Regions from separate parts of the Homo sapiens genome. Here region 2 is linked to region 1. A link is a loop called in an ENCODE intact Hi-C map of the cell type or tissue named here. Cell type or tissue: PC-3. All regions are shown on one strand. Links, peaks and the distances in the headings refer to the core of each region. The heading gives the core; the rest is flanking DNA. Region 1 holds the start of LOC124900784 (a long non-coding RNA gene). Region 2 has its middle 27 kb from the start of MAML3.

Region 1 (16,391 bases), core at 5,189-13,188:
AACATTTTATATATAAGCAAAACATGTCAAGTGTCAGGACTCAAAATATGTATTTAATTAAAGAAATACATCTCTTAAAACCAAGGCCCTAAATACATATTAAACGATACCCTAATCTGAAGGTAAATGAGATATGCTACCTAACAGATACTCAGTGACCCACACACATGGTAATACCTCCGTTAATGAGGCAAATTCATTCTAGCAGCACACTTTAGTGTCAGAAACTTCATTGCCTGATGAAGCAATAACACAGAAGCCATAAGGACCCATCCAAGGAAGACAGAAAAGAGGTTGGTACAGTATGACATTATTCAATATTAAACAAAATTACATCAAACAGCGCCAGAAAACAAGTATTTGGAAGTTCTAAGATAGGGATAGATAATTAAAAAGAAGCTGGAATCAAAGGGCTAACCTGTGACCCTCCAGGGAAGCAGAGAAAAGGTTTGAAAAAGAAGACTATGCGATAGACTAGATTAGACTAGTCTGGATTACAGCAGAATAAACTCAGCCCTGTTCGATCACCCCCCACAGCCCAGAACAGGCTTTGAAGAGGGAGCTGGGTCTGGCCCAGTCTCTGCAATGACACAGACTATCTGGAGAGGAGAGATGGCACCTCTGACTGCCCCCACCCCCCCCCACCCCCACCGGCACCTTTCACAAGAGGCCCCCAAACCCAACAAGGGCAAAATCAGGGTAGGAGTTACACATATGTAATCTCGTTGTGCTCCATATTGCCCCATCCATTAAGGGTCCTTTAGGCCAGGCGTGGTGGCTCATGCCTGTAATCCCAGCACTTTGGGAGGCCGAGGTGGACGGATCATGAGGTCAGGAGATTGAGACCATCCTGGCCAACATAGTGAAACCCCGTCTCTACTAAAAATACAAAAAAAAAAAAAAAATTATCTGGGCGTGGTGGCACACACCTGTAGTCCCAGCTACTTTGGAGGCTGAGGCAGGAGAATCGCTTGAACCAGGGGGCTGGAGGTTGCAGTGAGCCAAGATCATGCCACAGCACTCCAGTGCCATATGACTCCAGCAACAGAGTGAGAATCTGTCTAAAAAAAAGTCCTTTAATAAGGTGGCCATCCTTCATTAGTCTGTAGAATTAAAGGACCAAGTACTTTTACCTGGCTGGGGTTCCATGTTGACTAAACCTGACTTGGACTAAAGTGTAGGTCATTAATGAATGAGACAGTCAGTACATGAAGATGACCCTGATCAGATCCTTGGCTTTCTGGACAGAAGCAAGGATGCTGGGACATGGGTTGACACTGGGCAGCTGAAGGGACAGAGGAGGCAGCCAGGAATTATGAGACTCAGAAATGAGAGGCTGGGGAAACCCTAAATTTCACTGATTTCTTATTTATACCATAAACCATGCAGGACAAACATGCTCTATTCACCGAGGTATTTTTGTCCCGTGCAGCTGTGTGGCTTAGCAGGAGCTTTGCTATCGAGCCATATGACTCATGCCAACACTGCTGCATATGATTTATGAAGACTTAAAGAAAAAGAAAACAGCCAGCTTCATTACGAAGGGGGTTTGTTTTCAGAGGATTTGTTCATCAAGGATCATGGTACCATTTGGTCCTTTCTTGCTTACTCTCTGAGTGAAACAGTGAGCCTGCCTCAGCCAGCAAGTGGTCAGAGGGCACCCTCCTGCCTCCCTCCTCCTCATTTGCTCTATTTCCAGCATAAAGAAGGGAACCTCTAGTTTAACAAGAGAACAGATAGCCACAAACAGAGATCTGTGGCTTTCACCTGCCACAGGAGCCTTAGTGACGATGAAACCTGCCAAACTGACTATCAGAGGTATTGTTTGGGCCTGGAACTGCTTACTTCAAAGTTTGGTCTACAGCCCAAGGCATGGGGAAAATGATTAAAAAGGGGTGAAGTTTTATTGACACCCAGGCTAGTAGCTTCTGTCAGATTGTCTCCCTGACTCACTGAGTAGGACAACATCTCCAGCTGTTTTTCTGAAATGGTCCACAGGGAACATTCAACAGCCCTCCCTCCCCGCATCTTCATCCCAGTCTCCCCAGCAGGGGTCAGAAAGGAAGAGGCTGAGATCTTGAACTCTAAATGTTTCTAACTCCTTCCCTAGAAACTTCCCAAGCTGGACTTGACTGGTCTAGTCTCTTTTCTGCTCTTCCTCCCTGTTTCAGCCTCACTGTCCAACAAGGCCAAGTTCACATTTATGCCTTGAAAACTGGGAAAATCAGGCCAGTTGATCGCCCAGGGTTGTGGCAGTAACATGTAATGGCTGCTTTGTGATAAAGTAGCTTTGACTAAAAAAGCAACTTTGGCAATATCCTGTTTATGTGCTTCCAGGAACGCACCGTTACCCACCAATACCCTCACCACAATAGAGTGGAATAAAAGTTCATAAGAATTTGTGAATAATAACATACTCATAGGGCCTGCACTTTGAACACTTTCATCTTAAATTTAATTGTGGGAGGCTCAGGATAAACTTTGTGTTCATGTTGTCTAACTTGTTAATAAGATACATAGTTTATCTTATCACTAGGAAAGATGAGAACAAAGCAGAGTTGGAAGATTTGCAAAAGGAACTTGAAATGAAAAATTTAAAAATATTGAACGTATGTGCCATATGCGAACAAGGTTATATTTTAAGCTCAAAAATAAAAATAAAAATTAAAAATTTTGGTGCAGTTTATTTCCCAGCAAAAGTATTAAATTAAATAGCCCATCTTTTGTTTCATTTTGTTGTAGTTAGTTTGGGTACAGTGCTTCCATGCAGTTTTTGGTTTATTTGTTTAATTTTTGTGTGGTCCAGCCCCTACCCCCACCAACACACACACAAAAGACCTGAACAATTGGTTACAGGTAGTTGTTTTAATCTTTCCCTCTGGAAGCTTTGAAGATGCTTCCAGCTGCATCAAAGTGCTTCATTGCTCTGCGCATCTCCGCCCAACTTCAAAGCCTCACTGCAGGAATTCGTAGTGCAGTGTGTACCGTGTAGTTCTAAAGGAGCTATTACTTTTTATTTATTGTGCAAATTTTTATGGAGATACCCCGGTATCTTTCTTGACACACCACTTAGCTTCAGAGTGGCTCCTTCTAGCTATTATTAAGAATTATCTAGGAAAATTATCTAAAGAAATAGGTTAGGGTCAGACAGCCTGAAACTAGTTTAGCTGACTTTATGTCCTTTCAGTGTCTACTCTGCCACACCCTGCCAAACTAACTCTTCTAGAAGATCTATCAGCAGAGTAGCTGGACAGCTTTCCCTTAGTTGCTGGGAGGAAGCTAATTAGTTTTAAGTTGTGATTTTAAAAAAAAGTTTCACCTTTAAAGAAATTATAGGTAAAGGATTCTAAAAGGAACAGGAGTCCTGAGATAGAAGAGCAAATAGATGCTCTTGGTTGGGCTGCCTAGTAGAACTTTGCAATGATGGAAGTAGTCTCTAATTTTGTGCTGTCCAATATGGGAGCCACTGCCACCAGTGGCTACTGAGCAGTTGAAATATGGCTAGTGTGACTGTAAGACTGAGTTTTACATTTTATTTAATTTTAATTCATTTAAATTCCCATAAGTGGCTACTATATTGAACAGCCCAGCTCTAGAAAACTAACCGTGTATGTGTACGTGTACATGTGTGTTTAGAAAAGCTAGGGCCAGCCTGGGCAACAAGTGAGACCACATGTTTATTTAAAAATTAACTAGGCATGGTGGCATGTGCCTGTAGTCCTACGTGCTTGGAAGGCTGAAATGGGAGGATGTCTTGAGCCCGGGAGTTCAAGGCTGTAGTAGCTATGACCATGCCACTGCATGGTCAACATGTGCAACAGAGTGAGACCCTCTCAAAAAAACAAAAACAAAAAAACCTCAAAAAACTAGGACCAAAGTGGGAGGAAAGAGAAGGAAGGAAAAAGAAGAAAAAATAGTACCTACTCAGAACTTACTGGAAAAATCCTTTTGACCTGTCACCATAATCTCTTCACTCAGGCAATAAGGAGATCCTGCAATCAGTCCTAAAGACAGTAGCGTCATCATTTATTTTCTGTAATCATTAGGGCACAAGGCTGCCATGCCCACACACAAGCTGGGCACTTCCCTGCATTCATCCCTACTGATTGATAGCATTTCAAGTAATCTTGTGCTAGGCAATGGATAAGAGGAAAAGGTAATGAAATTGCCTCCTCATTTACCAACCCAAGCCAATAATGTGTCATTGTGCGTGGCTGTCAGTTTTATACATCAAGGGTGCCCAATAACAGGTAGGACACCCGCCCTTTTAAAACAACATAAATCAGGAGTTGTACGAGTAGAGAGGGGTCACCAAGAGGCCACAGGACTCTCAGGCCTGTGCACTGTCTGATTTGGGGCCTTCAACATATTCCCTGAGCTGGCAGAAACACGGGATTCTGCATACTTTTTGGGAACTCTGAGCTGTGTGAATGCTATGAGCAAGCTCCCGGCTGAAGGAGGAAGGAACCACAGAAAGACTAAGTAGATGTGACTGTCCATAAATATGTGATAGAAGATCCTTGCTGGTTTGAAGTTGGTGGGGCGGGGGCTCCAAACACAGGCAGCAGGAAGAAAGCCCTCTGACCCCCAACAACTCACCGGTTTCCCTCTGTTCGTTTTCCTGCTACGTTCTAATTAGGAAACACTGAAGAAATCTTGGAAAGTATAAAGAACCAGACATTAATAAGTTTTTCTCCATCCAGGAAAAAAAAAACTTGTTAATTAACCCACATTTCACTTCTATAAAGTTTTTTTTTTTTCTTTTCCTCCTGATGTACGCATCTGGGCACAGCATTTAGCAAGGTACTGAAATGTTTAACTGCTGCTACCACTGCTGAGGTACTTTCTCGTCAAGAGAGATTTGCCTTTTTCATCATGAATTCTTTTGTTTTTCCCTGTGGCCAGCTGCTACAAAGATGCAGTCAATTTAGATTAAACAGGCTGAGGAGTGCTATTCAATATGTCACCCAGGCACACTTCTCTAAATACAGTGTGCAGCAGGTACAGCTTAAAAAGAAAAGTCAGGGGGCTGTTCACAGAGGGGCATGCACTTTGTTTTAAGTCTGGGAACAAGAGACGGATCCTTGGAGTGCAGATGTGGGTTTTTCCATATTCAGCGCTGGGAGCAGCTCTTGCCCTTTCTTTCTGCCTGTCTTCACCCTCGTCCCGCTCCTCCCCTTCCCCTGCTGCCACTGGTTTCTATCTCCATTGTTCCCTTAAGCCCAGCAGCCAATGTGCAGCCAGGCCCAGCACACGCTCCGCAGCCAGCAACTTCCTCTGAAGCTGCAACGCATAATTACAACCAGCTGCTCTGGGCTGCTGGCTGGCCAGCTCTGCAAACAAGCATCCCGATACCTCGAGTTCCTGGGAGGCAACAGCCTGATCTTGGCAGCAACAAATTCTCTGAAGGAAGTGCCCACACCCTTGTAAGAAGAGGGAGCAGCCCTTCTCTCTCTCCTGTGGCTTCCAGAGGCCAGCGCTGGTTCTGGTCCGGTTTCTCCTCTCGCAAGAGACTCTTGCATGTCAGTCAGAGAGAGCTGGTTCTATTGTTAATGGGAAGGTGCCTGCTTTCACCTGCAGCTGCCTTCATCCGACTGGCCTATTGTCTGACTGGTGTGACCACCAGCAGAATGGCGTGTCTTAGGCAGTAGCACTAGGAGCCCTGGCTTCTGGTCAGCCTCTCAGCTGAGGCATTTTGTGAATGTGTACAGAGAGATAGGGGTAGGAAACGTGAACTGCCCTCGGCTAGCATGAGGCTAAAAGACAACTGATGTTGCTTAAAAAAATACCAGTGAAAATCCAAACAAGCCTAACTTAACTTCCCTAAGGAGAGCAGCATGTGGGCAAGAGAGCTGAGGGTTCGTCCAGGCCCCGCCTCAGAGCTGCGGGTTCATTTTGGGGCCTCAGTGATCTTTCAGGCTTGGCTACAAGGATGACTCTGATCCAAAATTAGGCTTTGAATGTGTAACACAAGGCTCTTGGCCCCACCCACCGCCTCTCTCTGCCCTATGCTGTTTCTTTAGAGCCTGGCTGTGGGCCAGAGCTGGCCCTTCTGGCTCTTGGGGGAAGGGCTGGCCACAGCGTTCTGTTTCCAGGCAGGGCTTTAGCGTGGGTGAAGGTGCATGGCGCAATTTGGGAAGAGGAGGGGAGATCAATACACTTGGAAAGGGCACCCAACCCTAGAATCACCAGCCCCGTCAATCTAAAGCTGGAGAGGGCCCTGCAAGGGGCAGGTGTGCCACCTGGGGCTGCCGCATTGCCCCCACCCACCTGTGCCTCCCAGCCCAGGCTCCTAATAGTCCCACTGAGCGCCAGCCAGGCCAGGAGGACTGCCCTGTCATGCCCAATAGCAGCCTCCGAGGTGGGAAGCAGCTGGGAGTCTGCTGTTGAAAAGGAGCTGCTCATTTTACAGGGCAATTTCCCAGGGATGCCTGCCCTGGCAGTAGTGGCTCAAGTGGGGCAGACAGGAACATCTTCGAGAAGATTCGTTCTTTCTGTCTGAGCTTGGGCAGTCATGCCATGGCCAGCAGCAGCCAGCTGTCTATTATATTGGGTTTCCCATTTGCAGACCTCTTTGTTTCAGTATTAAAAAATCTCGGGAAACTTTTCTGGCTGAGTGGTACTGGGCAGGTACTCGGGGGCACTTGCTGGGAAGGAATAATAGCAGACAGGTTTGGCAAATGGGATGCAGAGAATTAAGTCGTTGTTGGATATGTGTGAACAATGGGGTTGGTACATTATCAGCTATAGCTTTTCTGTGTCTCTTCATCAGTTTCTAATAAGCTTTACAATTTAATTTCCGACAGGAAAAAAGTATCAGTTTAAGGTGCTCTTTTGGTGTTCAACCCATGCTTTCTCTTCTGATTCTTAAGCCTGGCTACACTTTAGAAGCTCATACAAGCTCATGTCCGTAATAGCATCACGACGCAGCTATTTCAGCCTGCAGATGACTTGTGCAGCATGACTGGATCCTCCACTTAGAGCAGTCTGGAGGGCCCAGTGACGCAGTAATATGATTTTCGGCAGGTTTTTCTTCGGGCTTACAAGGAGGAGCAAGCTTAACAAGCAAACAGTCATGCCTGAGTTCTCACTTTCCTGCAAACTTTACTTGAGAACCTCAGAGATGAGAGTTGCTTTAGAAGCCTTCCTAGAGAAGGAATATGGAGAAGGCACCTGTAGCCCTGTGAGATCAGTAAGTGGAGGGGAAAAAAAAAAAGATGTACAAAAACAGAAAGAGAAAAAAAAGCCAGTCTTCAGGGTTATAAAAAATGAAGTTGGGAAGGATAAGCGCTGGGTTTCAAGGCTTAGATTATTCTAACTCTGTCTGTAATTACCTGCATGGAGTTGGCAGTTTACTGACTTCTTCTAGTTTAGGTTTTCTCATTTGTAAAATAGAGGAGATTATACCATTTCTCTGCCATTCTACCATGGGGAAGCGTGTGTGTCTGTGACTGTGGAGTGAGGGGGAGAGAGGAAGCATGCTAAAAACGTTAAAAGTAGTGTAGAAATGCATTTTGCAGTAGTAAAGTTAACTATTGGTAATAATAGCATCTACTTGTGCACCTTCTACAGGTTATCTGTTTATATTTAAATGAATCATTAGGTCCAGCCATGGAAGTGGATTTAATGAAATACTGTCGACCAATGAATGAAGAAATATAAGTACTTTTTCATCTTCTTATTTTGAGAGAAAAAAATCATATTTTCTGTAATTTATAAACCATCAGATGAAGTTTTATTTTACCACATAAACGCAACTATGAAGGTTTTCGGGCCTCTTCCAGCATCTCCTAGTGCTTTCCAAAGATGTTCCTGACAGTCTGAGAGCAAGGTATCATGTATCATTCTTTCCACCAACAGATGGAGAAACTGAAGCATGAAGAGGTGACGCGAGGTCACCGAGGGAGCAGGTGATGGACTGGCTTCTGGTCTCTTGCTCCAAACCCTGCTCCAATTTGTCTTTCTTATAAACAGCCATTAATAACTTTATCTCCAGGCTGAATGCTGCCAACCAGGACCCACAACGTGCTGAGCATTTGTATGCAAATGAGCTCTCCACCATCCTGGGGAGAACACAGGGTGCTGAACAGGAATGGAGGAAGGAGAAATAATTGTTACTACTGGAGTCTAAAACGCCATCCAAACCCAGACTCACAGTGAAATTCCAGAAATGAGGAAGTAATGAGTGTTAAATTCAATATCATCAGTCAATCCACTACTAACAGATCAAGATCCTATAAACCTAATGGCAGGACTTCCTAAACATTTACTTTATTTTTATATATATATTTTTTGAGACGGAGTCTCAGTCTGCTCCCCAGGCTGGAGTGCAATGGCATGATCTCGGCTCACTGCAACTTCTACCTCCCGGGTTCAGGTTCAAGCGATTCTCCTGCCTCGGCCTCCCAAGTAGCTGGCACTACAGGCATGTGCCACCACACCCAGCTAATGTTTGTATTTTTAGTAGAGACGGGGTTTCACTATGTTGGCCAGGCTGTTCTCAAACTCCTGACCTTGTGATCCACCTGCTTCAGCCTCCCAAAGTGCTGGGATTACAGGCGTGAGCCACCGCACCGAGCCACATTTACTTTATTTAAAAATCTATTTTTGACACTAAGAGATTTTCCTTCCTTAATATCAGAACTGTGCCAAGAATTAGATGGATGGCAAAATAATTAAAATTTCATGTTAATGTTCATATGTTGTGATCATGCGTATCACCATGTATAAGTCAACCAAATGCTTAGGTTGATGGAACATTCCTATTTAAAAATTAAAGTTGTGACCCATTTTCCTTCACATATTGTCGGCTCAAATATGTACCTGTTCCCTTTAGGCTTTCAGCCCGACTCAGCCACTAGCTTTGTGACCTTCGGCAAAGGCCCTGAACCTCAATCTCCTACTCTGCAAATGGGAGCAGTCAGGTTTGTCTCAGATTTTTTGCAAAGGCTAATTGACTTCATGTTTGTAAAAGTATTGGAAGCAACCCCTGGCACGTAGACAGTGCTTAGTGAATACCATTTCCTTTTTCCCCCTTTGAATATGTTTGTTATGAAATGCTTGAGTTTTTGGAGCCAAGGTATACTTTTATATACCTTGCTCACAATTCTATAAGGTAGCTAAGGAAGGTACAATTCTATAAGGTAGCTAAGGAAGGTGCAATTATGCCTTTCATATATAGAAGAAAACTCTGTCTCTGAGAGGTAATTTGCTCAGAGTCAGGCTGCAAATTGGTGCAGAACTAGAAGCCTGGCACCCTAATTCCTAGTCCTGTGATCTTTCCATTAACTTTTTATTGCCACCATTGCCTCCGCCTCAATGAAAGCTCCTGTTGTAGCCCACCCCAAACCAATTCCAGCTCCCAGGATGTGGCTCCTCGGTGCCTCTTTCCACCCCTCCCTGCACTGTTGCCCTAGCTTCAACTCCATCCCATTTTTCAGTGACTTCCCTCTACCTCTACCTGGGTCTGGATGCTCAGAGACTAATCTACATAGTGTATGAGTCCAAATGACTTTGGGAGGAAGGTTCTTTTAAACAAAAGAGGTTGAATTAGATACCACCATACATATTGTGTTGTTAAATATCTACAGCATGATAAAATCATTCCAAATGTCACCAATCCCTGGGGAGTTTATTAATAATTAAGCATTTTTAGTTCACTTAGAAATGCAGATTCCATTTAACAACAGAATGTACACTAAATATGTCCATTATATTGCAGCTTGCAGCAGAATATGTTAGAGATCTCAGCTGGGTTTCTCCAGGACAGATGACAAAGTTAATGCAGGTATCAGTCTTTCCTAAAGGTGGCAGAGGAGCCAAAAGCAGCATCCTGGATTGGTTTATAGGGTCTGCATTTATTAGGAGTGTTTATTAGGATGTCTAATAATGGAAAAGACAACTTGGCAAGGGTAGGAGTGGATTGGAGGAGAGCCGGGAGAAGCCCAAAGGAAATGGGATGATCTCGAAAAACAAAAGGAAGGGCAGCAACCCAGGGTCTGTGGTGTGTGAATCATTTGTCCACACACTGATTTTTAAGGTTTTCAAGGAACAGGCAAACAAAGCTATCATTTTATATGTTCCACTTGCTTGGAAGGCCATTTACATTTTTTTTGGCTTATTCCGGAAAGATAGTCATGGTTACACACACACACACACACACACACACACACTACACACACTACACACATGTACTCCACACACACACACACACACTTCACACACATGCACACACACACTCACATATACACACATGCACAAGCACTTTTCTTTAAAATGCAGTTTTATTTCCTGGGCAAGGACAGAACAGCGAATATCAAGAAAGGAAGAATGGGGAAGAAGGGAAGGGCAGGAAGGAAGGAGTGGAGGGAGGAAGGCAGGCAAGCAAAAAGGCTGGCAACCTTCTTTGTCTCTTCCATAGATTTACTGTTTCTTCCTAGGCCCACCAAAAAAGGTTCCTTTTGAAGGTGATACAGAGGAGGGAGGAAAAGAGAGAGAAATTGAGATAAAGAGGAAGTGGGGCGCGGTTGTGGTGAGATGCAGGGAAATGAGCTGATCCAGGCATTAGTGTTGGAGCTCTCGCTCGCTGTGCAATGCAGGATCTTGGGCATGTTATTTAACTTCTCTGTCTAGGCCCCTTTCCTACCAGCAGAAGTTTTCATGATCTTACAGACTCCCTCTAGCCTTCATGTTCCAGAAACCTAGGCTTGAAGCAGTGAGAAGGCCCCTTCTTAATGATACCTGAAAACTTTGCAAGCTTTTAGCAGAAAATGACTGTGGATAAATACTTCTATTTCCTCGTTTTCCAAACGGAAACTACATTGCAAGCTATGCCACTTCTTTCCTCTCTCACTTAAAGCACCTGCCAAACTAATAAAAGAGTCATAAATTTAGTTGTAAGGGCTCCAACAAAAGAGAAAATCCCCGCCTACTAGGGCAGCCAGGCTGTCACCAGGAAGTAAAAGCTGCAGCGGAGACTGCTCTTGTGTAGAGTGTAGCCAGTCTGGGTGCTGGAGGGGCAGCAAGGCCGAGAAGCAGCACAGAATGAACATGGGCAAAGGACTCAGCTAACACTGCAGTTTCTTAATTTCCTTCCTGAGATGATTGGGGTTCAGGGTCCAGTGAGTACCGCCTCAAAGGGACTTCCCGGTCTGAAAATGGTGTGTGCATGTCTGGGGACTCACTCCCCAGGTGTTCTCCAAAACCAACACTTTCTGTTGTTTGAGGAGAGGGCAAGGAGTGTTATTTATCGCACAGCTGCCTTGGGAGAATTAGGGAGGGAGCTGAGCTTCAAAACAGCTTGTGAACTTAGAGACTAGGAAATGGTGGAGAAAGATGACTTAAAGCCAAATAGATTAATAAACTCAATTATCTGGATGGTTTTCATTAGCCACTGGTTTTCCTTTTCTGAAAATCACGGCTGTTTTTTCCTGCTATGAACCAGCACATCCCCAGTGAGAACAGTGTTTATTATATTTCAACATTCACAGAAGCAGGTGGTGAGCTTTCCCATTTTGCCTTAACACAGACACACACATATCACCACCACCACCAATAACAACCTGATAATGCAAAGAATTGCTTTGCTCTGTCTCTTTAAATAATCTAAAAATACTCCTTGGGTACCATCAAGGCTAATCATCACAATTATGCTTATAACCAAGCGGGTACCACCACCTATGGTCCATATGTTGCTTCAGATAGGGACTGCAGGGTCATATTAGATAGGGCATGGCCTCACTCTTCAGCAGGATTAACAGAAGATGTGTGCACGTGTGTGTGTTTGTGTGTGGGAATTGTTACCAGGTTTAGCTCCTGTAATTTCTCACACTTTAGGTTCCTGGCATAGAAAAGCATCTTTGAAATTTCTAGGGTTCTAAGCATAATCACAGATTTTTCAAGCTGGCAGGAGTAGGGTCCAACCAACTCACTGTGTAGATGATTAAACTGTGGCTCCAAGAAGTTAGCAGATGAAGGGTGGGTCACCCAGTTGGTTGGTCAGAGATCCAGGAATGGAATCTTGGCCTCCAGGTTCCTTGTCCTGTGCTCTTTCTACTCAGTGTGGATTTGAGATCTGTTTTGCAGAATTTCCTTTAGGTTTTGTACTCAGCTGGAGACCACACATCATGTTATGGGTTTATGTATCCAAAGTCTTCACTAGTCAAGTGTTCCCCAGCACTCTCTGCGCTGGTCCACACTGTCACAAGGCCACATCGCTGCAAAAAGATATGGCAGGAGCACTCGGCTCCGACAGAACACACGTGCTTTTTCATCAATATCCTTTTTCTTTGCTCTGAGGTTAATTTCTGCTTGGCCTCAATTTCTTTTTTATCTGTGCCTATTCATTTATATTAGTTTGTATACCAACACTTACATCACTCATCTTTAAATCTGGGAGACATTGAACATAGCTAAATGCAACTCATAGAACCTGAAAAACAATCTAAGTCTAAGTTTGTGTAGTATTTCTTGTGTAGTATTTCTTATCCACTCCCCATAGTGATATGATAAGTGGGAACTTTGAAATCATGTCAGTATCAAACCTCCCTTCTGAAGATGAGGCTAAATGACCTGCCCAAGGACATTACACAGAGCTGGGAAGGGAATGGTCTCCCTAGACTCACCAACTTTTCTTCTTTTGATTATGCCACAAGACTTATGAACCTGCCAAAATCTACATTTACACCCTCTGCTCTTTTCCAAACCCCTGGTATAGACACTAGAGGTCAATGAGATGTACATGACATGTGCATGGAAAGAATATGGAGAGGACAGGATAAGGCCTGAGCAACCTAGCTTATGCTGTTCAATGAATGAGCTACAAGCCATGTGTGCATATTTAAGTTAAAATTAAGTTAAAATTAAACATTTAGTTCCATAGTTGTACTAACCACCTTTCAAGTATTCAGGAGCCAGAAGTGGCTAATGGCTACAACATTACACAGTACAGATATGGAACACTGCTGTCACAGCAGAAACTTCCAGACCTTCGGCCATCAGGACCAAATAATAATAATTACCATATACTGAGCCCCAATAGCATACCACACCCTGTCACTTGTGTTTAGTGCCTATTATCTAATTAATCTTTGTAAAAGCCACAAGGTATTATTATTATTTGTATTTGCCAGAGGAAGAAACTGACCTGTAAAATTCTTAATAATTTGCCCTCAGTGTTTGATAGTAAATGGCAGAAATATGAACACAGACCTGTCGATGGCAAACTATAATATGACCTCCATTTCTCTGTGAGGAGCCATAAAGACTGATAACAATCTAGCAAACATTTATTGAGCAGCTACTATGTGCCAGGCGCTGTTCTAACAAGTAGCATACATATTCATAGACTCCTCTATAAGGTAGGTATGATTATTATAATTTTATAGGTGAAGAAATGAGCTTAGGAAAGTTGAGAAACTCTCTTGTGGTCATCTGACTACTAAACAATAGAGTCAAGATTTGAACCCAGGCCATCTGATTCTATAACCTGAGTTCCAAACTGCCACAATCCACTGATGAACAATTGGTGGTTGCATCTGGGTTGTACGAAAGTCAAGGACTGACCTGTGGCTTATGGTTCCAATCTTTGTTCACAGGGCTGGTTGCTCTTTCCAGATGGGCTCCCTTGCGGGGCCAGTCCTCAAATGCCTCTGGTCAGAAGGATCTGCTCTGTTTCTCCCTGCTGCTGGCCAGCAAGGTCTGTTGCTGTCTCTGTAAAGCTGTTACTGCTAGAAGTCATCACAAAAAGCAACATTTGAGTAAGTCTTAACATGGGTCCTTTGGCCTGCTCCTTCAAGTTGTCCCACTGCAGCTCACCACAGGGCAACTTTAAGAGCATCCTGTTGACATTCCTTCTTAACATTTGGCCAGCCCAGAAGACATCCCTTCAGTCCTGGTGGGCTGGCTGCACTCCAGGGCATGTTGGTGAATCTAGCATATCCTTTAATGTGAAGCAGTCTAATAGGCTCGTGAACTGGCTCAAAAAGTTGGCGGTGATATTTGCGGCACTGGTCTGTGGATTTTTATTTAGTTTGGTCTAAAACCAGGAGGCATATGGACACCATATTCCACCTGCCAGCCTCATCAGGATATTCTGATTTTTTTCTCTATTTTTCCATCGCTTTTATATTTTTAGAGCATTACTCCTATTTGAGAATTGAAATTCTGTGGTGATTTTTAATTGTGTTTCAGTGGTGAAATTCTTTGGCTCCCAATTGGATTTCCTTGCATGGGTTCGCATTTTGTCTTGGTCAATGTTTTGACTTTTCACACTTTATTTTTTTTATTTTTATTTTTTTGAGACGGAGTCTTGCTCTGTCGCCAGGCTGGAGTGCAGTGGTGCGATCTCAGCTCACTGCAACCTCCGCCTCCCAGGTTCAAGCGATTCCCCAAGTAGCTGGGATTACAGGCATGCGTCACCACGCCTGGCTAACTTTTTGTATTTTAATAGAGATGGGGTTTCACCATGTTGGCCAAGATGGTCTCCATCTCCTGACCTCGTGATCCGCCCGCCTCGGCCTCCCAAAGTGCTGGGATTGAAAGACAAGCCAAAATCCTTTGAAGGCTGTTTCAATGAGGCTGGGTCAACGGTCACCATATGAAAATTCATAGATGACTTTAAGAGAAGATGGTCTGTGGACTGTAAAGTTGGAAGTGCCTCCCTTAAGACCTGGAAACTTAGGTTTCTTTACGTGCTCTGGAACAAATAAATACTCAAACCAGCCTCAAACTATTGGTGGTATGTGCTGGCTGTGGGCAATACCAGCAAATAACTGGCAGGATCTTCCTGGGATCCTACAGAGCTTCTTTAGTGAGGGCAATAACTGGCCATGTGGAAGCCAACTCATGTTATCAAAGACTTTGTAAACTTGGAGGGTACGATGCACTTCCTCCATGTGACATGCCACAAGTACCACAGGAAAGTCACTCCCACCTCCCCACTGCAGCCCAAATACACGGCTGTCTTGCAAGAGTACAACTGACCATCACTGGCTTGCCAGGATGCTGACCTGAATTTTGCTACAACAGAAAGTGTGGAAAGCTTGTGAGAGCTGTCTTATCATTCTCAAATTTTTTTCTCCTTCAAAAAAGATGATGAACTTGAAATCTTGCTGCCTGTTCTTGGCATCCTATATAATAATGAATGAGAGATACGGCTATCTAAGTAGCGTCTTCCATTTCAACTAAAAAATTTTCTCAGGTGCAGGCCTGGGACTTACAACTCATGATTCCAGTTCCAGCTTCCTTAAGGTGAAACACATTCATATTTTAAAACCAAATTGGCATGGATACTTCAAGAGGTAGTACATTCCCTCTCGTTGGAGAGACTTGAGCACAAGCTGGTTGGCTATTTGTTTATTTTTATTATTTTTCCATCTCCCTCTCCTAGTACTGGTTGGCTATTTAGAGGGCATACTATGATGGGGATTTAAGAACTGCTCAGACGGCCAGATTAGATTACCCAATCAAACACTGACAGGCTTTGATTCTAGCTTGTTCTCCAGTCTGCAAATGTCGGTACCCATAATGTTCTACTCTTTAAATAGACCATGCTTTTCCTTCTCAGGGTCTTTCCCTATGCTGTGTGCCATGTGTATGTGTTTTTAAATTTTCCTGGAACATCAATACTTCCCACCCCTGTACATGGCTAGTGTAGACCTTTTTTTTTAATTGTTCAAATGTTAATTTAAATGTTTTCTGCTTAGAGAGGCCATTTCTAATCCGTCTGTCTATATAGATACATTATGTTATTCTCTATCTCTGAATCTAATTTTTCCCCCAGATGTAGGCAGTTTGTAAGTATATCTGTAATTGTTTGTCATTTGGTTGGCTGTAGCCCGTAGGAGGGACCTGTGTCTATTTTATTCATTAATGTATATCTGTGTTTAGTGTATAACAGGCACTTAAATAATTTTTGAATATCTGGCTGAATGGATGAATATTAAAATCAGATTGAAGTCATTTATAGAAACTACACTGCAGAATTTTTTAGCTGGAAGACATGTTTAGAAACAATCTATTCCATTGTTTACCAGTGAAGTATAAATACTTTGGTTTCTTCTTTCCTTACTCCGCAAGGCTGATGGTTGAGCTATATACATTTCTAAGTGCTATATAGCTATTTTTGATTAGGTCACCTGTTGGGACTTGTTTACTGTATCATCAGAAATCCCAGCAAGAGAAAAGAGAAGTTTTTTTGTTTTGTTTTGTTTTGTTTGCTTTTTAAACAATATCCAGGGCTTGGAAATGTACTTATAGTCTATTACTTTCTTTCCAGATCATTTGGAATAATTTATATTCCTTCAGACTTCATATAGCTCCAGCTTGTCTGTGAGGAGTGGGTGGGGCCTGAAGTCTTCCTCTGGTCCTGTGGGTGGACAATGACCTTGCCT
Region 2 (16,391 bases), core at 2,986-10,985, 62 kb before region 1:
AGAAATCAACTAAAAGCGAACATTCCTGACAAGAAGGAGATTTTTAAAAAACAAAAAACCAGACTGGGCAACAATAGTGAGAGACCCATCTCTACAAAAAAATTGTAAAAATTATCCAGGCATGGCATGTGTCTGTAGAGCCAGCTACTTGGGAGGCTGAGGCTGAAGGAGCTCTTGAGCCGAAGAGTTGGAGATTGCAGTAAGCTATGGTTGCACCACTGTACTCCAGCCTGAGTGACAGAGAGAGATCCTATCTCTGAAAAAGAAAAAAATAATTAGTCATTCTAATGGATGTGTAGCAATGGCTAATGAGGTTGCACATCTTTTTATGTGCTTATTTCCCATTTGTCTGCCCTCTTTGGTGAAGTATCTGTTCATGTCTTTTGCTCACTTTCTTATCTGATTGTTTGTAAATTACTGTTGTGCTCTGAGAATTCTTTATGTATTTTAGGTACAAGTCATTTGTCAGATATGTGTTTTGCAAATATCTTCTCCCAATTTATAATTTGTCTTTTCATCCTCGTAAGAGAATCTTTCCCAGAGCAAAGGTTTTTAATGTTGATGAAGTCTAATTTATTCGTTTTTCTTTTTATGGATTGCACTTTTGGCATCAAGTTTAAGAACTTTGGTAGGGCATGGTGGCTCACACCTTTAATCCTAGTACTTTGGGAAGCTGAGGTGGGAAGAGGGGTTGAAGTCAGTTCAACACCAGTCTGGGCAACAAGTGAGACCCTGTCGCTACAAAAAAAGAAAAAAAAGATTTTAAGGACTTTGCCAGCCGGGCGCCGTGGCTCACGCCTGTAATCCCAGCACTTTGGGAGGCCAAGGCAGGCAGATCACGAGGCCAAGAGATCAAGACCATCCTGGCCAACATGGTGAAACCCTGTCTCTACTAAAAATACAAAAAAAATTAGCTGGACGTGATGGTGCATGCCTGTAGACCCAGCTACTCAGGAGGCTGAGGCAGGAGAATCACTTGAACCCAGGAGGCAGAGGTTGCAGTGAGATCACGCCACTGCACTCCAGCCTGGCAACAGAGCGAGACTCCATCTCAAAAAAAAAAAAAAAGAAACTTTGCCTAGGTCTAAATTCCAATGATATTCTCAAAGTTTTATAGTTTTACATTTTACATTTAAGTCTGTGATACATTTTGGGTTAATTTTTGTGTAAGATGTGTGAGCTTTAGGTCGAGGCTTTATTTATTTATTTATTGGCCTATGGATATCGAATTAGTTCAGTCTATTTTTTGGAAAAGCTATCCTTCATTCGCTGAATTGTTTTTGTACCTTTGTCAAAAATCAGTTGAGTATTTTTGTGTGGATCCATTTCTGGGTTCCCTATTCTGTTCCATTGATTAATGCGTCTATTCCTCCACTAATACTCCACAGTCTTGATTACTGCAGCTATATAAGTCTTGAAATCAAGTAGACTGTTTCCTCCCAATTCATTCTTTTTCAAAATTTTTAGCTACTCAAGTTCGTTTGCCTTTCATACACGTTTTAGAATAATCTTAACTATATCTACAAAAAAATCTTACTGATATTTTCATAGGAATTGCACTAAGCCTGTATATCAATTTGGAAGAATTCACATCTTTATTATGTTGAGCCTTCTAATCTATGAGCCCCTGATGTCTCTCCATTTATTCAGATCATGTTTAGTTTTCATTGGATCCTTGTAATTTTTACCATACTGCTTCTGTACACATTTTGTTAGATTTATACATTGAGATTTATAGATTTGCAGCCTCTCCAGGTAGTCTGGTAAAAGAAATTTAATACAGAAGAGTCACTACAAAGGGAGAACCTCAAAGCGAAACAGAGAGTGATGAGGCAACCCTGAGATTAGTAACATCAGGAAGTTATTAACACCCTTAGGACTGGAGGGACCAAGAGGGGAGTTGGCATTACTAGAGTGTAAGACCCAGGGTCACTGGTGGGAACTGGACTTATGACAGAGGCTGAAAGGGAACTGGGACGCCAGGGAAAAGTGATCTAGTGGGGACCTGGAACCCTGGAAGAGACAGCCAATGCTGGAGGCAGAAAAGAGGGCAGGGGAAATAGCTTGGTTTCTCTCTTTCTGCCATCCCACTAGTCTTCTAGTAGTGCCTCCCATTGATCAAAACTAACTGATTGGATAGGGAGTCTTAGAAATCTAAATCTAATTTGCAGCAGGAAGACAGAGAACTGACCTGAGAGCAAATAGGAAACAAGTTTCAAAATTAAATCAAGGAGAAGAAAAAAGCAAAAAACCCAACAACAGTAAACTTGTAACATTAAAGCAATGGAATCTACAGGTAAATATCTTCTGTAACCTTCCTAACCCCCTGCCCCAAAGACCCTGGGGCCAGACAGTTCTATAAAATTAAACAGATAATCCTAGTGTTATACAAATTATTTTGTATGATAACTAGATAACTAGAAAAGCAGAAAACCTACCAATTTCATTTTATGGAGCTAGTATAACTTTGAAAGTAAGAGTAGAAGGGGAGAGTACAAGAAAAGATCATCATAAAACAGTCATATCTCATTTATGAATATCTTAAGCAAAATAAGAATAAATTGAATTAAACACACATATGTATTGCATATCTATATATCACTATTAAATGGAGCTTTCCCATAATGCAAGGATGTTTCAACATCATAAAACACATAAATGTAATCCAACATTATCAGAATGAAAGAGAAAAACAATTCTCAATAGACACACACACACAAATACACTGGGATAAAATTAAATATTTTAGATTTTTTAAAGTCTTAGTAAATTATGAATAGAAGGGAATTTCCTTATCTTATTTCTAGACTCACTATCTAGTATTTTTACCTCAACCCAACTAAATCAGGGTATAATCGTCACCATTTCACTGCCAAATTTATTGGGCAATTATTATTTTAGTCTCTTAGCAGCATTTGACATGGAAAATCTCTCCCTTCTTTCTGTAATACTTTCTTCCCTGGGGTTTTGTGACTCTCCATGCCCTTGGTTTTTCCTCCTAGATGAATAGTCATCCATTCTCATTCTCATTCTCTGGGGCCACAATAATTTCCTGATATTTAAATATCAAAGTTCCCTGGAGCGCAGCCCTATATTTTCTTAGTTTTACCTCGTCTCTTTATATCAGCCATCCTTGTGATTGCATTCATTCCTGTGACTTCAAATACCATGCGTACACTAATGACATCCAAACCACATCCAGCTCCAACCTTGTAGTTAACATCCTCCCTTTCCTCAGCCCTTTCCTCCCTAAGTCCTTTGTAACTCTGTAAAGGCAACTCCATTTTACCAATTGCTAAGCCCAGAAATGTAGATTCATCCTTGACTGCTCTCTTTTCCCCAACCTTACATTAAATCCACCATTAAATCCTGTGGGTTTTATCTTCAAATATATCCTTAATCCATCCATTTCATGCTACCTTCATAGCTACCAACATGGTCCAAGCCAGCATAATCTCTTACATGATTGCTGTTGCTTCCCAACTGGTTTCTTAGCTTCAATTCTTGTTCCCCTACCGTTAATTCCACCAACAGTAGCCAGAGAGAACTTCTTAAAACATGATTCAGTTTATTTTATTTGATTTTTTTTTTTTTTTTGAGATGAAGTCTTGCTCTCTCGCCCAGGCTGGAGTGCAGTGGTGCGATCTTGGCTCACTGCAACCTCTGCCTCCTGGGTTCAAGCGATTGTCCTGCCTCAGCCTCCCAAGTAGCTGGGATTACAGGTTCATGCCACCATGCCCAGCTAACTTTTTGTATTTTTAGTAGAACGGGGTTTCACCATGTTAGCCAGGATGGTCTCAATCTCCTGATCTCGTGATCCGCCTGCCTTGGCCTCCCAAAGTGCTGGGATTACAGGCATAAGCCAGCGTGCCCAGCCCATAATTCAGTTTATATAATTTTCCATTTTATAATTCCCTAAAGTCTTCCCTCCCAAGGAAGTCTGAAGTTCTTGTTAGCATCTTTGTGGCCTGACCCTGGTCTACCTTATGACTCATCTCCTGCTAGTCTCCGTGCTTCCTCCCTTCTAGTCACACTGCCCTTCATTCAGCTTCTTGGACATACCGGGCTCATACCTAACTCAGTCATTTCTTTCATTGCCTCTTGCATAGAGATTGTCACATGGCCTGTGGTGCACCAGCCAGATCCTTTTCAGAAGGTCTTGTTATCTGACCTGCTAGAATCTCAATGGACAGCCCTGAGTGGATGGCCTCTTCAGGGGATTGTCTTAGTTGAAGAAAGCAACCTTGCTCATGTTCCTACTACTTTCTGGGTGGCTCATGCTCAACGTCTGATCATTGCAAGGCTATAAAGTCCAAGTACCCTTGCTCCTACTTATTCTAACTCCTAAATGGGATCATTTTAGCTCAACGCTCCCTATCAGAACTGGGCAAGGCTGTGATTGGACCTGCCATGCATTCAATTTCTCCTTCTACCCATTCTTCTTTTCTTCCATTTGCTTTCATAGGTGTTGGTCCCAAGGGCACTTCCTGGATGACCTGCATACTGAATTCTGTCTCAGAGCCTGCAAAATACACCCCAAACCACTTATTCAGTTCTTGGCTCACATGTTAATTTCTCAGAGAGATTGTCTCTGAACACTCTATCTACAATGCATTATCTGTCACTCTTTATCTCCCTTCATATCATGTATCCATACCTGAAAGTGTGTGTATATATATAACATATATTATAATATATCATATATAATATTATATGTTACAGTGTATATTACATATAAATATAATTATTACATATAATATAACTATAATATAGAATGTATATATTTTTGTTTACTATTTTGCAAGCTCCATGAAGGACTTTGTCACATTGACCATTCTATATGCAACACTTATAGAAGTGCCTGGCAAAGAGTAAGCTCTGAATAAGAATGTGTGGAATGAAAGGCAGAATAAATTTGATAATGGGTATGAAATATTTTAAAAAGATAGAAACCCCATTCTTTCTTTCTTTTTCTTTCTTGCTTGCTTGCCTTCTTCTTTCTTTCTATCTTTTTTTTTTTTTTCAGGCTCTTACTCTGTTTTCAGGCTGGAGTGCAGTAGCGCAATCATAGCTCACTGCAGCTTCGAACTCCTGGGGCTGATTGCTCCTTCTGCCTCAGCCTCCTGAGTAGCTGGGACCACAAGCATGTGCCACCACACCCAGCTAGAACTCCTTTTCTTAATAGAACAATTTTAGAACTTTAAAGTAAGAAAAGGTACAAGAATATTTGGTATTACTCTGCTGTTCAACAATGCAGTAAGATGAAAGCAATGATTTGAGGACTAAGAACTGGAAATTGAGAGACAAATTATTTTTATATGTAGACCATATGATTGTCTATAAAAGGAGTGCAAAAAAAAAGTTTTGAACAACCTGTTAGAGCTAATAAGAGAATTTGACCTATTTCAAATACATTTAATACAAGATCAAAGTACAGATCTATAGCATTCCTATACATAAGTAATGATAAATATGAAAATATAATAAGCAAAGGATAATTTACAAGAGTAATAAAAATGGTAACTATTTATGAGTAAGTCCAACAAAGATGTGTAAGAAGTTTTTGAAAAAAATCACAAAACATTGTTGAAGAATATGAAAGGAGATTTGAAGAAAATGGAATGAAATTCTATGTTCTTAGATAAAAACACTTAATACACTATGAAGTCAATTTCCTTCAAATTATTGTACAAGGTAAATACAAATCCAATCAAAACTACAGTAGAGTTTTTCATAGAATTTGACAAGCTAATCCTAAAATTCATGTGGAATAGTAAAGGATAAAAACTAGCCAAGAAAATTCTGAAGTGGAACAAAATGTCACAATCTCAAACCAATATCAGCTGAGAATATTTAAGATAGTGTGATTTTAGGGCAAGAAGAGACAAATCAATGAGACAAAATATGAAAGTTCAGAAATTGGCCTATGGAAAAGTTGGTATAGGAGAGCAGTTGCATCACAATTTAATATCAATATTTGATAAATGGTACAAAAACAATTCATATGGAGAAGAAATAAGAGTCCTATGCAAAAAAATTCCTGATGGATTAGAGAATTAAATTTTTTAAGCAAAATTTTTAAGATAAAATTTGGGACTTTAATTCCAATAAATCAGTGTAGGGAAAAATTTGTTAGATAAGACATAAGAGCACAAACCATAAAAAATGGACACATGATAATATTATAATTTAAAACTTTAACATCAGATAAAGAACAACCACACAACAACAAAAGCCAAAATACGTAGAGACAAGCTATAGACTAAGAGAAATATTTGCTATGTATTTAACTCACAAAGAGTTAGTAAGACAAACAATAGATAAATGGGCAAAAGGCATAAACAGGCAATTTATAGAAGAAAACTGAATGGTTAATAAGCATATGTTAAGATGGTCAACCTTACTAACAATCAGGGATGTGCAAATAAAAATGAGATACCCTTTCACATCTATCATATTAGTAGAATTAAAAGTTTGACTCTAAAAGGGGCTCATATGCTATTACTGTTGGGAGTCCAAATTAGTAGAACAGCTTTGGAGAGTAAATTGAACAGAAAGTTGAGATGCTTATACTTAACCATCCAGTAATTCAATTTCTAGAAAACATTCTCTAGTTGAGAGAAACTCTTACATAGGAATAATGTACCAGAATATTAATTACTGCATTATTTGTAGTAGCAAAATATCAGAAATCACCTTCAATATACAGGTATACCTTGTTTTATTGCACTTCACTTTATTGCTCTTTACAGATACTGTGTTTTGTTTTGTTTTGTTTTGTTTTGTTTTGTTTTGTTTACAAATTGAGGGTTTGTGGCAATCCTGCATCAAGCAAGTCTATTGGGGCCATTTTTTTCCAACAGCCTGTGATCACTTCAGGTCTCTGTGTCACATTTTGATAATTCTTGCAATATTTAACACTTTTTAATTATTATTGTACCTGTTTTATCTGTGATCAGCGATCTCTGATGTTACTATTGTAATTTCAGATGTGGTGAAAATAGCAAGAGAATTAGAAATAGAAGTGGAGCCTGAAGACGTTACTGAATTGCTGCCATCTTGCTAGAAAACTTGAATGAATGAGGAGCTGCTTCTTATGGATGAGCAAAGAAAGTGACTTCTTGAGACGGAATCTACTCCTGGTGAAGATGCTTTAAATATAGTTGAAATGACAACAAATTACTTAGAATATTATATCAACTTAGTTGGTGAAACAGCAGCAGAGGTTGAGAGGATTGACTCTAATATTGACAGAAATGAGTAAAGTGTTCTCAAGCAGTATCACACGCTACAGAGAAATCTTTCTCGAAATTGATGCAGCACGCAGCACTTTGGGAGGCTGAGGCAGGTGGATCACCTGAGGTCAGGAGTTTGAAAGCAGCCTCGCCAACATGGCGAAATCCTGTCTCTACTAAAAATACAAAAATTAGCCTAGTGGCCCACACCTAGTCCCCGCTACTTGAGAAGCTGAGGCAAGAGAATCGCTTGAACCCGGGAGGCGGAGGTTGCAGTGAGCTGAGATCGTGCCACTGGGTGACAGAGTGAGATTTTGTCTCCAGAAAAAAAAGAAAGAAAGAAATTGATACGACAAACTTCATTGTTGCTGTCTTATTGTAAGAAATTGCCACAGCCACTCCAGCCTTCAGCAACTACCACCCTGATCAGTCAGCAGCCATCAACAAGGAGGCAAGACCCTCCACCAGCAAAAAGATTATGACTCGCTGAAGGCACAGGTGATCGTTAGCATATTTTAGCAATTAAGTATTTTAAATTAAGGTATTACATTGTTTTTATAGACATAATGCTATTTCATACACTAGACTACAATGTAGTGTAAACATACCTTTTATATGAACTGGGAAACCATAAAAATTGTGTGACTCACTTTATTGTGATATTCACTTTATTGCAGTGGTCTGGAACTGAACACACAATATCTTCAAGGTATGCCTGTAGAAGAATGACTATGTAAATTGTCAAATACAGTCATATAGCAAAATACTGTGCAGCTGTGAAAATGAAGGACCTAAAGCTACATGTTTCAATAGGGATAAAGCTTAATATAATGCTGAGCGAAAAAGTAAGTTGGAGAATATATGGAGCATAATAATATTAAAAGCTTAAGAACAAAAAACATATGTTGTTTATGGATATACTATGTAATTGCTGATATAATTTATAATAAAACCAGCCATAGGAACGTGATACAACAATTATTCTGGGGGATAGAATAAAGGGAATGTGATTGGAAAGCATATACATAAGAGGCCTTAGCCATATTTATATGGTTTTATTTCTTTAAAAAGATTTTAGCTAACTATGGCAAAATGTTGGAATTTGTTGAAACTCAGAGATAGGCATAGAAATTTCATTACATTATTCTTTACACCCTTATGTAGGTTTGAAATATTTTATTTAAAACATTTAAATTTAAAATTATATTTTTAAAATCAAGACAAAGAAAAATCATCAAAATGTTCAGTTTCCTCAGAATCACCTAAATGCCGATCAATAGGAATCTAGCTAAGAAGATGTTAGTACATAGCAAATATTAAAAATGATGCTTCAAATTTATATCATATGGAAAGTTGTACAAATATTTTGTTGAACAGAAAGATTATAAAATATGTACAGTATAATTTCATATCTATATAATATATATATCAGAAGGGATAAATAAAAAAATTTAATGGTTAGCTCCAGTTATAAGTAGATAATAGATGTTCTTTGCAATTTTTCTATATTTTTAATGATCATGTGTATTTTTATACAAATAACAAGAACTATTGAAATAGATATTCACAATTCACTTATCTTAGAAATGTCAATTAAAATTTAAAAAACAATTTTCACTTATTTGCATTTTCACTTAAAAAAATTTACAGTCGTCTAACATATAACAATGTTTTGGCCAATAATAGGCTACATATATAACAGTGCTCCCATAGATTATAACAGAGCTAAAAAATTCTTACTGCCTAGTGACATCATAGCTGTCATAGTATCACATGCAGTGCAACACAACTCATGTGTTTGTGATGATGCTGGTGTAAACAAATCTACTGCCAGTTACCTAAAAGTAGAGCACACACAATTTTGTATAGTACATAATACTTGATAATGATAATAAATAAATGACTCTGTTACTGATTTATGTATTTACTATACTATACTTTTAATTGTTATTTTGGAGTGTATTCTTTCTACTCATGAAAAGATGTTGACTGTAAAACAGCCTCAGGCAGGTCCTTCAGTAGGTACCCAGAAGAAGGCATTGCTATCATAGGAGATGACAGCTCCCTGTGTGTTATTTCCCCTGAAGACCTTCCGGTGGGACAGGATATGGCGGTGGAAGACAGGGATATTGATGATTCTGACCCTGTGTGGGCCAGGGCTAAGGTGTGTGTTTGTGTCTTGGTTTCTAAAAAAAAAAGTTTAAAAAGTAAAAAAAAAAAAAAAAAAAAAATTAAAATTTAAAAACAGAGAAAGCTTATAGGATAAAAATACAAAAAAAGAAAACACTTTTGTACAGCTGCACAGTGTGTTTGCGTTTTAAGCTGTGTTCTTACAAAAGATTCAAAAAGTTAAAAAAAGTGTAAAAGTTTCTGGTGAAACCCCATCTCTACTAAAAATACAAAAATTAGCCGGGCATGGTGGCACGTGCCTGTAGTCCAAGATACTTGGGAGACTGAGGCAGGAGAATCGCTTGAACCTGGCAAGTGGAGGTTGCAATGAGCTGAGATTGTGCCATTGCACTCCAGCCCAGGTGACAGAGCAAGACTCTGTCTCAAAAAGAAAAAAAAAAATTATAAAGGGAAAAAGTTACAGTAAGCTAAGGTTAACTTATTATTGAAGAAAGAAAAAAATTTAGAGAAATTTAGTGTAGGCTAAGTATACAGGGTTTAAAGTCTACAGTATTGTACAGTAATGTCCTAGGCCTTCCCATTCACTCACCACTCACTCACTGACTCACCCAGAGCAACTTCCAGTCCTGCAAGCTTCATTCATATTAAGTGGCTTATACAGGTGTACCACTTTAAAATTTTCTATGGTATTTTTACTGTTTCTTTTCTATGGTGAGGTATGTTTAGATAGACAAATACCATTGTGTTACAATTGCCTACTGTATTCGGTGCAGTACATGCTGTACAGGTTTGCAGCTTGGGCGCAATAGGCTAGTCCCTATAGCCTAGGTGTGTATGTAGTAGGCTATACCATCTAAGTATGTGTAAGTATACTCTGTGATAGTCCCACAACAATGAAATCACCTAATGACACATTTTTCAGAACGTATCCTCGTTATTAAGTGATGTATGACTGTAAAATAATGAGTGATGGTAAGCCTGCGTTTAGGTTTTACCCTTGATCATGGATGTTGGCCACTTGAATCTGTATCGTATTTTCTAAAAAGGAATCTGGCAAGATGTAATAAGAGTACATTTACCATAATAGGAAATTAATTCCAAGGAAGTAATCAAAGATGCACATAGAATGTACGTATTCTTGCAAAAAAGATGCAAGCATGTTTTTGCTACAAAATTATTTGGAGCACAAAATGATTGGAAACAACCTAGATGCCCAATATCAGGGGATGTCAATAAATGACAGTATTTGCAATAAAATGCTATACAGCCAAAAAACAAACAAAACACCCCATACATTTGAGAGATACCTAATAAGATGGAAATATGCCCACAAATAAAAGCAGGATATAAGATATACTTCAAATTGTGTCTTTTACATATATATTAAAATACCAGGAGGAAACACACCAAAATTTAACAATAATTTCTTTGAGAGGTTAAGGGATTGATGATTTTTACTTTTTAATCTTTCTGTATTTTCCAGATTGTATAACAAACATAAATTTTATCATCTGAAAAAGCTATATATATATTTTTGTTTGTTTGTTTGTTTGTTTGAGACAGAGTTTCCCTCTTCTCCCCAGGCTGGAGTGCAATGGCACAATCTCAGCTCACTGCAACATCCACCTCCCTGGTTCAAGCGATTCTCCTGCCTCAGCCTCCCAAGTAGCTGGGATTACAGATGTGTACCACCACAGCTGGCTATTTTTTTTTTGTATTTTTAGTAAAGATGGGGTTTCGCCATGTTGGCCAGGCTGGTCTTGAACTCCTGACCTCAAGTGATCCACCCACCTCAGCCTCCCAGAGTGCTGGGATTACAGGCGTGAGCCACTGTGCCTGGCCTGAAAAAGCTATTTTTAAATAAAGAAAACAACCTTCATCCCTGTGCCTTTCTTGTCTCCCTCTCTAGTCCAATTGGCACCAGGTCACAGAGCACATAGAGATCCCTGGGTTATAGTGCACTGCAGGTAATTACAAGCCACCATTATAAATTGCCCCCTTGTCCAGACTATCCTCAAAAATGTAAGCAGGATTAGATGTCTGTGTGGGTCAACAAACAAGAAGAGCTTGTGAAGGATCAGCACTTTATTCTCCGATCTGGCTCAAGTATATAAATATTCCTTATTATGCATTGCCCTTGGTTTATTAGCCATTGCATCGTCTTGAACTGGTTTGTGACATGAGCTGATAGCATTTGTTGCCCCGAGGAAGGGTTAAACTATGAGAAAAGAGGGGTGGATTAAACAAGGAAGAAAAACTATCAATATGTCATAAAATATACATACTATTTCTAATTTATTCCTGTCCATTTGAGGCAACATATCTAATGTGTTACAAACATTTCTGGTAATACAGTATCGTTGTTCCCTTTAATAATGTGTTAGTGTCTGTAACTCTCATTTGGCCTTGGTGAATTACTGCTTTATTTAATGAAAAAAAGATAAATTGTACTTGATTTGTATTTATTAATTTCTATGAATTTGGTATATGACATTTATGAAAGCTTAGGCACATCATTTTTCCTTTCTTTAATTTACAGCCAGGGAACTGTTTAAATATAATTTTAAATGGTGCATAAAATGCTTCCTGACATATTTGTTTTCTGAATTTCCAACATGCGTATTTGCCATTTCTATATGATGAACAAATGCTGTCTCAAATTGTGGAGAAAGAAAAATGTTACCTGTTTAGAATTCCTTTATTAAATTTTAGCCCTTGTATTTTGGTGGCAGCAGACAGAGTTTCCTGGAGGTTGATAGGTTTAGTTGCAACTGCGGTCTAGTTCATGCTAACTCAATTTGATAGGCAAGCCTTTGCAGGTGTAGCCATCATTCATTTGGTGCAAAGCCTTGAACAAAGTCTAAAAATAGATATCACTTTGATAGCATTTTTGAGGACTAGCAGTTAAATAATAGATGAAATACATTCCTTAAAGAAAACTATTATTTCTCTGATTATTTTCTAAGTACAAAATAGCTTTCATAATATTTATATTTAATTAATTTGAAATTATTCTACTTTTCCTCTTCTGTATTATGGTCATATCAATTCTTAATTATTTTGAGAAAAATATATGGCTATTGTTCAAATAGTGTTATTCTGAAATTTCAGTTTTTGAATTTTTAAATAAACACAAGCTTTCTATGGTGTGTTTTCTTCCAAATAAGAGTCAACGCTTTATTTTAAATCAGAACATATTTGAAAGAAAATAATCACTAGCTCTTTTATGAGCAATCTGAATAAAGAATGGAGATGCTCAAAGTGCTGCTCTTCTCCTGACTTCTGTCATTAAAACAGATGTTCTCTATAACCTTGACCAAACAACTCCATTCTCTAATCAGAAAGAGCAGACTTGTTTGTGGATTTATGATAGATGTCTGTGCCAGACCCTGGAAGACTGTCTAGGATCTATGGGCTCTTACAGACTCATTTTTGTGCTGATATTTGGCTTGTAATTCTGATTTTAACTTGTTTTCTATATTTTCACCCAAACATGGTTTTACTTGTTTTTAAAAAAACAATTTTCTTATTAATTGGATATTCCTGATGTATTCATCACAACTATGAGTAGCTATGGCTTTAAATATATGATGGACTTGCTGATGTCAGCCGCTGAAAACTAATGCTGCTGATATCAGCTGACAGGACTCTAATTACTAGTTATGTGGCTGTTGCCTGCTTAAGAAGCTATTCAGTGAGTTATGATTTAGAAAAGCTGGAGAGCACAGGGCTGATTTGTGAAGAGATATCTAATATGAAAACACCACAGAAATTCTCAGATTGATCCTCACGACAGAGATCTGTCTAATTAGGAAGTGTCTATTTTAATACTAAACCACAAAAAAGCCCAGCTGGAAAAGAATTTATAGGAAGACACGGAACCATCACTAGTTCGGCTGACAGCAAATGCAACCTAAGCATGTTTCTCAGCGTTTAATCAATAGTAGCGATATAGGACAATTACTCCCTTACAGACAATCCATCTCGTCCTATCAAGAGGGAAGGTCTTCACAGGTGATCTGGATGGAGAATCCCTAGCCAACACCACTTCCCTTGCCTCCGGGGTTGAGGACTGCCTAGAAGCTAGACGCTTACTAGAGTATCACCGAAAAGACAGCAGAATGGGCAGTGCTGTCTCCTGGGACAACTTAAGGCAGTCACCCTTGGGTCTGAGTTGCAGGTGAGGCAGGACAACAGGGAGAGCAGGACCCTTCAGTCCAACTGGAGGATTCGATTGCTAAGTTCTGTGATTAGACCCTAAAGTTTTTGAGGATAAGAACCTGTTGCTAAGTTTATATTCTATGTATGCTCAATAATGACTGGCTGACTAACCCTAGAGAGATCTTTGAGGAAAAAAAAAAAAAGACTAAAAACTGTAGCTTTCCTCTGAGGTTAAAAAAAAAAATCTGGTTGCTTTCTTGCCAGATATGAGAAGACACTAACCCTTCACTGAGCTGTCTTTCTCAGTGGAGTTCAGGCAATGTCTACACAAAAGCACAGCATTTTTGCAGGAGTCAAGCCAGGCACATCGGTGTGGGCATCCGCCTTCATGCCTCACCTGGTCTCCTCCTTTCCTCGCCTCTGTGTCTGTGTCATCAGTGGGTATATGGAGAGTTTCACAGTCCAGCCTGCCGAGCAGGCTGTTAATGAGTCATGCCCGCTCCCTGCCTTAACTTTGGCACAGTCTCAATCTCTATGAAGAGAGACAGAACAGAGGAGGAAAAGGTGTTTTGAAAACACTTGCTTATGTTGATACATGTTTTATCTTTGCAGCTGTAGCCACAGAATAGGTAATAGGATGGCAAGTCATCAGAGTTTATTCCAGAAATATCCACAGATTTATTTTACACATATTTTTGCGTCTCTATTATAGAGTATGAAACCCTGGCCTAGGCCACGGGGATAGGATGGAAGCAGGATGGCCATCAGGCCAAAGAGAATGGATGAGTATTCAGCATCCAGCTTGACCACTGAGCTGCCAGGTGACCACGAGGAAGTTACGCATCCTTCTGTGCTTCAGGTTTCACCTCTATGAAATAGCTTTTTTTATACCAAGGCTGTGGTGAGGACTCAAGAAGATTATACCTGTAGCAATGCCAGGCACAACAGGCATTCTGAAACCACTACTTGCCTTCTTCCCTATCTTATTTTGGGTTTCAAGCACAGCAGACCCAGAGACAAGGATTCCAGGACACAAGGGATGCTGCAGGGGAGTGGGGAAGTGAAGCAGAGATTGGGAAGCTGCCAGTAAACATATATTACTAAGCAGATACCAGTGTGGGTGCTGGAACTTAATCCTGCAGGGGAACAGTGTAACACAGAGCCTCAGAATTATTCCCCCCGAGGGAGGAGAGTGCTGGGGTATTTATACACCTATTCCCAAGAATCATTGGTTGAGGGCTACTGGGAGGGGAGTAGATTAATTTGCAGGCAATTTCAGCCTGCTGCATGGCTTCCCTCTCTGCTGTTCTGGGGCAGGAAAGCCCTCAGTACAGAGATGCAGATTCTGGCAGTAGGCAGTCAGCTGAAGCATGTTGGCATGTCCTAGGGACCTGGGCAGGGCAATGACAGGCACAGGGGGGAAAACCAAGGCATAGAAAATACTGTAGTTTCCATCAAGAAGCCACTACTCTAATAAGGGAGATAAGCCCATTGAAGTTTCAAAGGAAAAGGTTCATGGTGCCAAGATGTCTGCAGTTTCCAGGAGAGATCAGCACCTGGATCTCCCCAGGGTGGTACTTGCTACATTCAGGCCTTTGGTTCTCAGCCCTGAATTTGATCTGTCAGCAGCTGGAGAGTGAATTCAGAGGAACTGTTAGACTCATGTTAACCAAAACCCACAGAGTCTGAGAAGAAAACCAGAATGCCCATGTGTTGATTGGCATTCTCTCTCTGCAGGTTAAGCTTCATGAGGGACCAAATTACAATATTAAAGTGAGTTTATAAGTGGAGATTCAGAAAAATAGATGCTATAGCATCCATTGAGGAACTCTTCTCCAGCAAAGAGATAGCCTTGCCCGCAGGGTTATTTAGAGGGAAACCCTTTATCCTCACATTCCTGTCTGGCTCTGCCAAGGGTAGATTCTGGCTCCCTTATTCATAGCTTCCAGAGATACAGGGTATGCAGTGGTTAAGAGTGAAGACTCTGGAGTCAGGATGCCCCTTGTTCAAACCTTGTCCTGCCATTGCACTAGCCATGTGACATTGGGGAGATATTTAATCTCTCTGCATCTGCTCTCTCATCCATAATAGTACCTATTTTATAGAGTTGTTGTGTGGATTAAATATAATACATATGAAGAGCCTGGGATAGTATTTGATGCATAGTTAAGTGTTAGTCGTCATTATTGCTGCTATTAAGAACCCCCTTTTAAGCTGCCACAGTCAATTTAGGTATGTTAATAGTCTTTAGCAAGCTTTATGCTGTTCTTGGAACCAGTTGGTCTCGTTAAGGGGTCTTTGCAGATCTCTATAGCACAGTGCCTATAGCCTACAATCTGTTCTATATACTTAAAGTTGGCTAAGAGGGTAGATCTTTTGTTAAATGTTCTTACCAAACTACAACAGGAATAATAATAACAATAAGGATGGTGGGAGGAAACTTTGGGAGATGATGGACATGGTCATGGCCTTGATGGTGGTAATAGTTTCATGGGCGTATACCTATCCCCAAACTCATCCAGATATATATGTTACATATGTACACGTTTTTATCTAACTTCAATAAAGTGGTTTAAAAAAGAGGGGTCTTTGCTTATCATCATCCTAAGAGGTCTGTCATTTGTGTGTTGGGGAAGGAGGATGACTCATTTCTCCTTCCATTGTCCTGACTATACAGATACATAGAAAAACAACTCTATTGCAGAACAACTTGGACAGGACTCAGAGTGCCAGGAGGTGCAGAGGCCAGAAGACTCCTGGAAGCATGGAGCCGGAGCACTGCAACTGCATTCGACTGGTGGCTGAACAGGCAGCAAGCCTAGAATTTCATGTTAGGAGGGTATTTTCAAATGTTGCACAATCAAG

Evidence for each region. Hi-C counts contacts between places; a loop is a spot of excess contacts. Peaks named below come from ENCODE experiments on the same cell type or tissue, not always from the same donor. Only the 100,000 strongest peaks of a DNase experiment are listed, where the experiment ranks them.
Region 2: it touches region 1 in a loop (2.8-fold over the local background); 6 of 110 quality-filtered maps call a loop at or near these places.

What each region holds. Positions count from the first base shown.
Region 1 is chr4:140,232,540-140,248,930 of GRCh38, forward strand. It overlaps LOC124900784 (a long non-coding RNA gene), which reads left to right and starts at 7,063. Exons shown (of 2, transcript XR_007058280.1): 1 at 7,063-7,192; 2 at 7,573-11,380. RefSeq lists a silencer at 10,915-11,104. In PC-3, for the core only: no CTCF peak of the experiment used is centred there; no DNase peak of the experiment used is centred there; H3K4me3 peaks cover 342 bases; H3K27ac peaks cover 1,001 bases.
Region 2 is chr4:140,172,883-140,189,273 of GRCh38, forward strand. No RefSeq gene overlaps it. Among named protein-coding and RNA genes, the nearest start is that of MAML3, 27 kb to the left of the region's middle. In PC-3, for the core only: no CTCF peak of the experiment used is centred there; DNase peaks (open chromatin) are centred at 4,019 and 7,909.